Regions from separate parts of the Homo sapiens genome. Here region 2 is linked to region 1. A link is a contact called in ENCODE Hi-C or POLR2A ChIA-PET data. All regions are on one chromosome and are shown on one strand. Each heading gives the region's core, a stretch centred on a gene start or an enhancer-like site at or near the end of the contact. The rest is flanking DNA. Distances are from core to core; before and after follow the strand shown. Region 1 holds the start of GRK2 (G protein-coupled receptor kinase 2). Region 2 holds the start of CORO1B (coronin 1B).

The links. A loop is a pair of places that touch in the nucleus more often than their neighbours do. ChIA-PET counts read pairs that join two places held with the same protein, here RNA polymerase II (POLR2A). Pooled maps may share reads with other maps.
Region 2: a loop to region 1 is called in a pooled map, with 3 times the contacts of the local background. The contact joins the promoter of CORO1B here to the promoter of GRK2 in region 1. A Hi-C loop is called at or near these places in 1 of 37 single-sample maps with no recorded cell type and 6 of 50 pooled maps. POLR2A ChIA-PET finds 5 or more read pairs at or near these places in 14 of 52 experiments (B cell, CD4-positive, alpha-beta T cell, CD4-positive, alpha-beta memory T cell and 9 more).

Annotation. Positions count from the first base shown.
Region 1 is chr11:67,264,422-67,269,884 of GRCh38, forward strand. GRK2 (G protein-coupled receptor kinase 2) reads left to right here and starts at 2,052. Exons shown (of 21, transcript NM_001619.5): 1 at 2,052-2,391. The coding sequence starts at 2,279. RefSeq lists silencers at 1,841-2,040, 3,961-4,010 and enhancers at 3,571-3,620, 4,321-4,380.
Region 2 is chr11:67,440,423-67,445,885 of GRCh38, forward strand. CORO1B (coronin 1B) reads right to left here and starts at 3,054. Exons shown (of 11, transcript NM_020441.3): 1 at 2,982-3,054; 2 at 2,006-2,208; 3 at 1,544-1,666; 4 at 1,311-1,440; 5 at 911-1,092; 6 at 703-822; 7 at 1-17. The coding sequence starts at 2,206. RefSeq lists enhancers at 991-1,070, 1,270-2,109, 2,950-3,789, 3,450-3,549 and silencers at 2,970-3,019, 3,060-3,319.

The DNA of each region.
Region 1 (5,463 bases), core at 802-3,301:
ATAGTTGGGGTCAGGGAGTCAGGGAAGACTACCTGGAGGAGGTGAGTCTTAGCGGATGAGTAGGAGTTGTCCACGGAGGAAGGTACACAGAAGGGCTTCCAGGCCCAGGAAACAGCAGAGGCACAGAAGTGAGAATGGGTGGGTGAGTTGGTGGGGAAACTCCAGGTGCAGAGGATGGTAGCGAAACAAACTGGAGCATTCAAGGTCCAAGTCCTCCAAGATCTTGACTTGCAGATTAAGGAGTTTGTTCACCTAATCTGCTTTGGGCAGAGTGTGGTGAGTCCTAGAGACCCCTCTAGGTCTCTCACTCTCAGTAGCCCCAGAAGGCCTGGAGAGCTGCTTCTGGGTGCCAAGCAGGCAGTGACTCCATCAGATCTAGATTTGGGAAAAGCATCCCTGGTCAGGGCCTGCATCAGGGCAGTGGCTGGCCATGAGGACCCTGAGAAGTAGACAGATTCACGGAGATTCTCAGGAGGCCAGACAGGAGACTATGGTGACAAATTAGATTAGAGAAGGGGAGAGAATGAAGGAGCAGTTGGGGAAAAGAAAACTGAGGCTCTGACATGGGTATATGGGTGGCGAGTGACTCACCACCCACTGAGAGGAGAACCTCACAAGCTCTGACATGCTCTGGTTCCAGGTTCTGTTGGGGCTGATCCAAGATGGTAGCCTAGAGGTGCACAGAGATGGGGGCCTTGCTTTGCAAAAGGATGCTGGCTGCTGGCCCACAGCATGGTAATGAGATTTGAGCTTTATGTGCCCAGGGCTGGGAGGAGGGTCCTGTCACTTTGAAAGCAAAGAGAGGCTCTAGAGAGGGGCATGTTGAGATAGGAATGCTGCCTTGAGACACCTGGCTTTCCCCACTCTGGGTGGGCTCTCAGCAGGGTGGGTTTCCCCTGCCAGGCAGCACTGAAACCTCTGTGCGCTTCCGGGCTGGGAGAGTTTTTACCGTAACTACATGTGGAACCATCCTGAAGGAACATCTGGATGGGATGGGGTACAGGGAAGGGAGCTGCCAAGAGTGCTGGCCAGGGACCTGGGTCTATGAGCTGGTTGGGGGGTGGGGTTGGGTGCAGGGTACTTGATCCTGAGTGGGCCTTCTGCGGCCAGGATTGGTTCTAGAGTAGGAGGGGTGGGATCAGGGATGGGGGAAGCCTGTAACTGCGCTGCAGTTGTCAGGTCCCAGGTTCTGGGTGACCTACTAAGGATTCTGGGTCCAGTGTGGGTCCCAGGTTAGACGTCCTAGTCCTGAGTCCGTGTCCACAGTTCTGGGTGTTGAGTCTAGGACAGTGATCTGGAGTTGACAGTCCAATCTAGGTCTGAGTCCTGACCCCAAGTCTAGAGTTCAGGGTCATGGTAGTAGCCTAGGGTCAGAATCAAGGTTGGGGTCAGTAACCAGGATGGGATCGAGGTCATGGTCCAAAATCTGGATCTGGGGACCTGTTGGGGGTCTGAGGTGAGTGTCGCAGTCTGGGTATGGCGTTGGAGACCCAGGGCTGTGATCTGAGGTCATGGTTAGAGTCTGAGGTGGTGGGCCAAGGTTTGAGTCTGGGGTCCTGTTTGGAGTCTGGTGTCAGGTCGTGGACTGCGTCCAAGGTCAGGGAGTCCGGGGTTATAGCCAGGGTCTGAGATGAAAGTCCCAGGATGGTGTTCAGAGGTCTGAATCTGTGTCTTGGTGAGCGTCCAGGTTCCCTGTGATCACGTTTGGTGTCAGGGCTGCGGCCCGACTGGGGAGCCTGGGATCCAGAGATGTGACCCGAGGTTGTGGTCAGAGAATGGGTCTCGGGTCGTCTTCCGTGCCGGGTCCCTGTCGTGTTCCAGGCCCGGGTCTCCGTCCAGCATCGAGGGCCGAGGTCACGGCCAGGGTCTGAGCCCGCGGTCGCAGGTCTGGTTCGGGGTCAGATTCCGCGCGGCCTCCAGGGGGCGCCGTCGCCCGCCCGGCTCGGCCCCTCGCGGGCTCGCTGGCGTTGTGCGCGGCAGGCGGGGCCGGAGGCGGCGGCGGCTCCGGGGCGCGGGCGCGCGGGCGGCGGCGGCGGCGGCGCCCCGACTGCAGTCCCGGCGGGAGCGGAGCGCGAGCCGGGGCCGGGCCCGAGCCGGCGCCATGGGGCGGCGCCGCCTGTGAGCGGCGGCGAGCGGAGCCGCGGGCGCCGAGCAGGGCCAGGCGGGAGGCGTCGGCGCCCGAGGCCGAGCGAGCCGCGGCCGGGCCGGGCCGAGCGCCGAGCGAGCAGGAGCGGCGGCGGCGGCGGCGGCGGCGGGAGGAGGCAGCGCCGCCGCCAAGATGGCGGACCTGGAGGCGGTGCTGGCCGACGTGAGCTACCTGATGGCCATGGAGAAGAGCAAGGCCACGCCGGCCGCGCGCGCCAGCAAGAAGATCCTGCTGCCCGAGCCCAGGTGAGGAGAAGCTGCCCGCGGCCCCGGCCCGACCCCGCGGGCGCCCCGGCCGCGGCCCCGAGACCCTGGCCCCATGCTCGACCCCGCGACCTGGACCCCCGGGGCCGGCTCTCGCAACCCCCTGTCGGCCCCCCAGCCCGGAGCAGCCCGGCCTTGGCGCCTGCGGGTCCAGACCCTAAGCCCCAGACCCTGGGCGCCTGAGCCCGGAGCGCCCCAACTCCGGAGCTCCTCTGCCCCATCGGTCCCCGGACCCAGTCGGGTCCCCCTGGCCGCCCTGCTGCTTCCTTATCGTGCTCCACCGGCCCCCCGAAGTCGCTGTCAGCCCCTGGCTCCCGCCTTCTCCCACGGGGGCCCGGCGCGCCCCTTCATCCTTCTCGGAGCAGCCCTTGGTCCCTGTGGGGTCCCCTCCCCTCCGCTGGCCACCATTTACCTCGCCTGACGATGTCACCCACCCTTTTGCTGTCCCTGCTCACGGCACTCGCTTTAGGGTTTCCACTACCCCCACCCGTCTCTCCTCCAGTCTACACTTGTGTGAGGTGTTGGGGGACAGCCAGTCTTCCGGACTCTTCTCCCACCCTCTGGTGGGGTCGCTGTCCTGGAGTTGGGCTCGAGAGTGCTTTCAGGGCGGCGTGGTGAGCAGGACCTAGGGTGCTGCGGGCACCCTCCCCCTCGGACCGCGCTCAGGTCGGGGAAACATCCCCTGTGCCCTCTCCCCTACATTTCTCCTCTGGCAGGCCCTGCATATGGTGCCCCGTGGGTGCTGTTGACCAGGGGCCCTCCCAGCACACCTGCAATGGCTGGACCTTAGCTGCCGCCTCTGTAAGACAACTGACATCACACCTGGTATCAAAGTTTAGACTGTTCAGGATGTAGGTGCAAAAGTACACAGGATGTGGACGATTGCTGCGGTTTGTCCAGCATTTTATGGCTGATAGAGTATCTCTCCACTGTGTGAGCCTCTCAGCAGCGCATGGGGTGGCGAGGACAGGTGTGGTTTTGTCCCTGTGGAACAGATGGGGAAACTGAAGCTCCAGAGGTGAGTGGCCTGCCCCGAGTCACACAGGTAGTCCCAGGTGGCACCTGGCCAACAGATCAGGGCTTCAGACTTCTGGTTCTACATTTCATCAGCTACCCTGGCCTGTGCCAGGGAGCAGACGTGCCCGCCACGATTCTTTGTGTCGTGTGGCAACTCCTTGTGCATGCCTGAGAGTTGGCCTCCTCCTGGTGCCCCAGCGGGCTGGGGATGGGGCCTGTCCACACTGCCGTGGTCTTATCTTGTGACTCTGGGTAAGTCTCTTCCCTCACTGGGCCTCGGTCTTCTCATCTGTGAAATGTGGATGGCGTGAAATAAGAGCTGTGACTCTGCGGTGTCCCTCAGCCTTTGAAGCAGCCGTCTAAGCTCTGGCTGACGCTGCAGGGGTGCCCCATGCCCATGGCCCTCACCGCCCCCCTGTGCCATGCCCTGCTCACTGGGTGTTTGGATTGACTGAACGTCAGGCCTGGGAGAGGAAAATTGGTCTGCATTTTGAAAAGGCCGTTAGGGCCTTTTTTTTTCTAAGACATTTGCAATCAGATTTCTCAAAACAGGAACCAGACTGACTGTCAGCTGGGGGCTGTCCAGGGAGCAGTGACGGTTAGTACAGAAATGAGTTCAGAAATGACAAACCCACGAGGGAGGAAACGGGGGAGTCAGCCTCTAGGGCTCAAAACGGCTCTCCTTGGTGGCTGCAGCCTCGAGACCCTCCTGCAGGATGGAGTTCTGCAACTGTGAGGCGGGGCCTTTTCTGGAACTGTCTGCGTTCGGGTAATCTCCCCCCAGAATGCATTGCTTCTGATGGGGCGCCGCCTTGGCTCTGCAGGTGTCAGAACCCTGAGAAACGAGATGGTCTTCTTTTCCTGTCCCCTTTCCCATCCATGGTAGTGATGGCGGTGATAGCAATAATGATAGGAATTATTACTGACTTACCTATTTTGATATCTGTCATCTCAGTTCTTCCAGCAACCAACCTGTGAAGCTGGCAAGGCCATGCCTTGCATGTAGTAGTTGCTCAAGAAATACCAGGACTGTGTGGCACCCCCATGCAGTCCTGAGCAGAAACAAGGTTGGATAGGATTCTAGGAGGACAGCAGGAGGCCGAGCCAGGCAGCCCAGGTTTTCACATTGGGTCACCATCAGCAGCATGGCCTTCCGCAAATCGCCCACATCTGTGAAACGGACTGGAGGTGCGAGCGCCGAATGTCAGTGCGCTAAGGCCTGGGAAGGGCTACTGGCCACCCCTACATGGGGGTCCAGGCCTGGGGCATTAGGGAGCAGGCCACCCTTTGCATAACGCCTTGCCTTGCACACCCAGTGGGGCAGAGCACGCCGCCCCCCGCCCCCCGCCGCCCCAGTGGTGATCCTGACCATGTTTCATGTTTGCCTGACACTTTTCCACTTGCAGAGTGCTTTTTACTCTGTTTTGTCCTTTTGACAACTGTGAGAGGCAGGCCCAGCAGTTAGGATTCTCCCCTTTAGCAGTTGAAGTTATTGAGGCTCAGGGAGGGGAGGAGTCGTGTCCTCGTCACAGAAGAAAGCTGGAATGGGGCCTCGGGTTTCTGGACCACACAGGCCAGTGCTGTTTCTTTGCTGTGCTTTATCCCCTCCACCCACCCCTGCACACCACTGTTCTCGCCTCTGTCCACATTTTGCGGTGTGGGCTGACTGGCACCCCTTGTCTGGGGCCATCGGCTGTCACAGTTCACAAGGCTCAGCCCTCTTCCCGTTGGCTGGGATGGAGAACTGAGCTGCCGTGGCAAAGCTACTGCACCGAGGGGCAGCCCCACTCCAGGGTCCCGTCAGATGCAGGAGCCTGTCTTCCCCATACCCACAAGGTCAAGGTCAGAGTCAGGGAGAGGGGCTGTGGCTTGTCCCAGTGACAGGTTGCCACTGGGAATTGTTCATACCTTGAGGTGGCCCACCTTGGCAGCCCCTCCATGGCTGGTGCCTGGGGATGTGTCTTGGCCAAGAACTGGGGCTGGCATCACAGCTCTGAGTTCCAAAGGCTAGGGAATGGGAGTGGTTAGGCACAGTGC
Region 2 (5,463 bases), core at 1,804-4,303, 180 kb after region 1:
GGTTCCTCGAGGTTTTCCTGGCACATTGCAGGCAGTCAGGCCAAGCAGAACCTCCTCACCCCCTAATCCCAAACCAGGACGGGCCTTAGCTGGCCTCACTAAGGCCAGCCAGCACTGCCCCTAAATGCAGGTGGGCCCTCTGCCATCTCTATGCCTTTTCCCACATGACGACCCCCACCTGGCCCTCCTGGCTTCACTTTATTCCCAGGGTCCCTCTTTTCCAGCCTCCTCCAGGCCTTAAGACTATGCCCAGGCCACTAAGCAAGTGCTGAAACATACCTCACTGTGGGGAGCTGGGGTGCCAGCGGCACCAGCCCCTGCTCAAGGTGCCCTGGAGGTCACTATGCAGAAGCAGAGAGGGCTGGGGCCAGGAGGCTTGCTGGAGGAGGAGGCTTTCTGGAGGAGCGGGGAGCCCTGTGCAGGCAGTGGGTGGTACAGGCAAGCAAGGGAGAGAAGGGCCCTTCCGTTGGCATGAACAACATGGGCAAAGACACAGAGGCAGTGGGAGGCCATGGGGGAGTGGTGGGGCAGTCGGGCGAGCAGGGGGCAGGAGAGGAAAGTCTGACAGAGTCCTAGGCCCTGAGAGCCTCAAGTTCCAGGCAGAGAAGCTAGGAACCACAGGCCTCCCCAGGGTGAACCCTGCCTGCCTGGCCCAGGGTGGGGCCCAAGTCTCAAGTTTGCCCCCTCAGGCTGGCCACTCACTGGGTCCCAGAGCGCCAGCTGCCGCTCGCTCATTCGGCTGAAGCCTGTGGTGAACACCTTGCCATCTGCCAGGAAGATGGCCCGCATGGGCCGGGCCCCCTCATGAGCCTTCTCCCGCTCCTGTCGGGGGGACAGGCTGGTCAGTGCAGCGCCCTGCTCAAGGTCCTGGGCCTATCCACAGCCATCCTTGCCCTCCAGAGCCACGTACTGCCACCAGGGTGCCCCGACGGGGGTCGATGATGCGCACGCTCTTGTCCTTGCATGCTGAGCAAAACAGGCTGCCATTGTGGTTCCAGCTGACATTGTAGATGAGGTCAGGGTGCAGGCTGTCCAGGCGGTACAGCTCCTCCGCTGTGCCCACATTCCAGATGAGTACCACGTTGTCGCAGCCTGGCAGGTGAGGGTTGTCAGCTCGGGCCGGGTGGGTGGCAGGAGGCCATTAGCTCACCAGGCTGAGGCCCACTCTGCCCACCACCCTGGGACAGACGGGTCTCTCCAACTCTGAGGGCCTCAGCTTTCCCATTTGTCATGTGGGCCCTGGAGGGGCTGCTGGGATGTATGGAGGGGTCCGTGGGGGGGGGGAGCACAAAACGGGGGGCGGTGCAGACCTGCACTGAGCAGCACGTTTCGGGCCGTGGGGTGCCAGGCGATGATGCCCACTCGCTTGGTGTGCCCCTCCAGTACCACCACCGGCTCTGTCAGCGGGGAGGTCAGCCCGTTCTCTGGGATCTGCCACACCTGTGGTAGGGACAGGGCCACCGAGCTCAGTCCTCTGCTGGTCCTATTGCTGGCCCCCTTCGGCCACACCCACGACCCTGGCCCAGCCAGTCCTGTGCCTCACCATGACCGTGCAGTCCTCCGAGCCGCTGGCTATGACTTCGTCGTTGTGAGGACACCAGTCGATGTCCAGGACAGGTCCCGTGTGCCCACACACCGTCGGGTAGGCCTTGTCAATGCGGCCCGTCTGTGGGCACGAGGGGGCAGTCAGTGGGCTCCATCCCTCCCGAAGCCTTGGTCTTCCCCTCCATGGAGTGGGAATGACATGCACGTCCCGGCTCACAGGTGGCCCAGATGTGACTGTGCCCCACTTGCCAGGTGAGCAGGAAATGTTTGCTGCCTCTAACCCTGCCTCTATGGCAACAGGCTACTTTCCATCTGTGCTAACACTTGGGGCGATAAATCTGGGTTATAACACCTGCCCAGCAGTGTGAGAAACGGCAAGATGAGGGATTCAAGGTGTGCAGAAAGGCCCAGTAGGGGTGGCCGAGGTGCCTCCTCTTCCCCCAACCCTGACAGGACCCACCTTGCTTAGGGGGAGCACCAGAAAGGCACCCCCTCCACTGGCCTCCACAATCACCGCCAGGAACTTGGGGTTGACGGCGCAGAAGGTGCTGTCCCAGGTAACACGGGACACGCGAATGTCCTCATAGCACTGGTCGTTCTTGACCGGCTGCCCGAACACATGCCGGAATTTGCTCTGCCGGACCACTTTGCGGAAGGACATGTCTGCGGGACAGAGAGGCCTGGGTCAGTCCGGCCCATCCCAACAACTCCAGCCCTCCCCAGGCTGCTGAAGGTGAGCCGGGAGGATGCAACCGGGGGCCAGGCCACCGTAACCCTCCTGGGTCTCGGTTTACCCAGTTACAGAATGGGGTCACAGGTGCAGAGCCTGGCCGCCTGTCACCCCGCAGGCAGTGATCTGAGAGGTAAATGCTCCGGCCCTGACCACTGCTGAGTCCTGAGGGGCTTTGCAGGACGCAGGGCCCCTCCCTGGCTCTGGTGTGTGTCGGGGGCAGGAGGTGGGAGGTGCCGGGGTTGGAGAGCTCTCAGCTCTACTGTAGGTCCCAGCCAGTCGGGAGCAGCCTCCTTCCTGCTCCCAGAGATTTGGAGGCTAGGTAATGGGGAAGAAGGAGAGAGGAAGCAGGAAAAGTCTCTCTACTGTGGGGCCGAGTGAGTGCCCAGTTCTGAGTCCCAGGGAATGTCCAGGGAGCCCCGGCATGGCCCCCAGGAAGGGACGGGGTCGGGACGCAGCTGTGGGCCGCGAAGCAACCCAGAGCGGCCTCGAATCGGGGTCCAGGGTGAACCAGGAGCCCAACTTCCAGGGACCTCCGCCCAGGAGAGGAGAGGCTGGGCGGCCAAGGGGAGTGGGACTGAGTGGGGTAGAGGGGAGGCGAAAGGCTCCTGGGACCCGCGATCCCCCCTCAGCCCCCTCAGCCCGGCCCCTGCAGCCCCGCCCAGCCCCCAGCCCGCGCCCCTAGCCCCGGCCCTGCCGCGCTCACCGGGGGCACCGGGGGCGCAGGGGGCTGCGGCACCGGCTTCGGGCGGCTCCGGATCCCGGCCTCTGGGAAGCAGGAAGCAGGATTCAGGAAGTGACAGAGGGACCCGGAGCGGGGGCGGGGCAGGGGCTCGCGGGGGCGGGGCCGAGGTCACGCGCGGAGGGGCTGGGCGGGAGGCTGAGCGGCGCCGGGGGGCCGGGAGCGGGGCCGCCGGGGACGGGGCCAGAGAGAGCCCCTTTCCTAGGACCCGGTGGAGCGCCCCCACCGCAGCTCCTCCGGAAGAAGGGGGCGGGGCGGGGCAGGGCCGACGGCGGCCGCCGCAGAGGCGCCGCAGGTGCGGGTGCAGCCTTACAGCGGACCCGAGGCCCCTTCGCGTTCTTGCTCCTCATAATGGCATCCGCAGGAGTCTCCAGGATTGGGTGAGGCCCCGCCTTCCCGGCCCCCGACGGAACGCACACCTCCAAGGGGCCCCATTACCGCCCCCAACAAATAAATGTAGAATCTACACGGACAGTGGATATGTTCACGTGACTCTTTTTAAGTTATCAAAGTTAATGCTCTTTTTTTTTTTTTTTTTTTTTTTTTGAGACGGAGTTTTTGTCACCCAGGCTGGAGTGCAGTGGCGCGATCTCGGCCCACTGCAACCTCCGCCCTCCCAGGTTCAAGAAATTCACCCCAGTAGCTGGGACTACAGGCTTATACTACCACGCCCGGCTAATTTTTTGTATGTTTAGTAGAGACGGGGTTTCACCATGTTAGCCAGGATGGTCTCGATTTCCCGACCTCGTGATCCGCCCGCCTCGGCCTCCCAAAGTGCTGGGATTACAGGCGTGAGACACCATGCCCGGCCTAAATTTCATGCTCTTGGTTAACAATGTAAAGAAAACAACAGCAGGTGTTGGGGTGGTTTTTTTTTTTTTTTTTGAGGCAAGGTCTGTCACTACCGGGCTAGAATGTAGTGCCATGATCATGGCTCACTACAGGCTCGACCTCCTAGGCTCAAGGGATCCTCCTGCCTCAGCCTCCCAAGTAGCTGGGACTACAGACACACACCACCACGCCTGGCTAATTTTTCTTTTACTTTTTGTAGAGATGGGGTCTCTTGCTCTGTCGCCCAGGCTGGTGTGTTTTTTGTTTTGTTTTGAGATGGAGTCTCGCTCTGTCTCCCAGCCTATAGTGCAATGGCGCGATCTCGGCTCACTGCAACTTCTGCCTCCCGTGTTCAAGCAATTCTCCTGCCTCAGCCTCCCAATTCGCTGGGATTACAGGTGCCTGCTACCATACCCTGCTATTTTTTTTGTATTTTTAGTAGAGATAGGGTTTCACCATGTTGGCCAGGCTGCTCTTGAACTCCCGGGCTCAAGCAATCCTCCTGCCTTAGCCTCCCAGAGTGCTGGGATTACAGTTGTGAGCCACCGTGCCCATCCAGAAAATAGCAGTGTTTATGGAGCGAGTGGAAGACCCAGGAGTCCCATTTTTCAGGGTAAACACCTGTGCATTCTGCTGAGCTTTCTTATTACAATTTGAAAGGGGGCCATGGCCAGTGAGTCCCTTGCACCTTGCCTTCTTTTCTCCACCATCTCCCTCGAAGGCCTGGAGATCCATTCACAGGCCTCTCTCTTTCTCTAGCCAGCGCCTGTGACAAGGAGCCCAGACTGGCCTCTCCAGACCCACCCCATCCCGTTCCACAGGTGGAATGTACCCCCGTTCCCTTAGGCCAGCGGCTCTGGGGCACCGGCTACTTCCCTTATTCTTTCCTTGAGCATCCACTGCCCTGGCTGACCGATGGCACCCTCCCTTTCCCAGAAAGAGATGGATGGAGGACGAAGCGGGGGAAGAGCAGAGGTCACAGGAGCCTTGTCTCTGGCTAAAAGAGGCCCCCACTGTGTGTCTGAGGGTGACCTCGGGCTTGTCTCCCATCTCATTCCCATTGCCACACCCCATTGAGGAAACAGGCACAGAGAGGTGCGGTGCCTGCCTGAGGTCATCCAGCCGGATGCAATCCCCATCGGCTTGGGTCCAAAGCCCTTGCTTTTCCTAGTGCTCTATAAACCCTGGGGCTAGAAGGATCATCTAGATCCCACCCACCTTCCTTCCCACCCCGAGGCCTGGGCACATCCTGTTCTCTCCATCTGGAAGCTCTTTCCTCAGATCCCAAAAAGGCTCCTTTCCCCACTCGATTCAGGTCTCTGGTCAGACATCACCTCCTCCTAGGGCTCTCCTGGACCATTCCTCACCCAGCCACTCTTTGGTCTTACTTGTCCTGACTGCATTGTTCTTTTTTTGGGAGACAGGGTCTTGCTCAGTTGCCCAGGCTGGAGTGCAGTGGCACGGTCCTAGCTCACTACCGCCTCACACTCTGGGGCTCAGTCCTCCCGCCTCAGCCTCCCAAGTAGCTGGGACTACAGGCACGTACCACCATGCCTAGCTAATTTTTATTTTTGTAGAGATGGAGGTCTCCTATGTTGTCCAGGCTGGTTCCAAA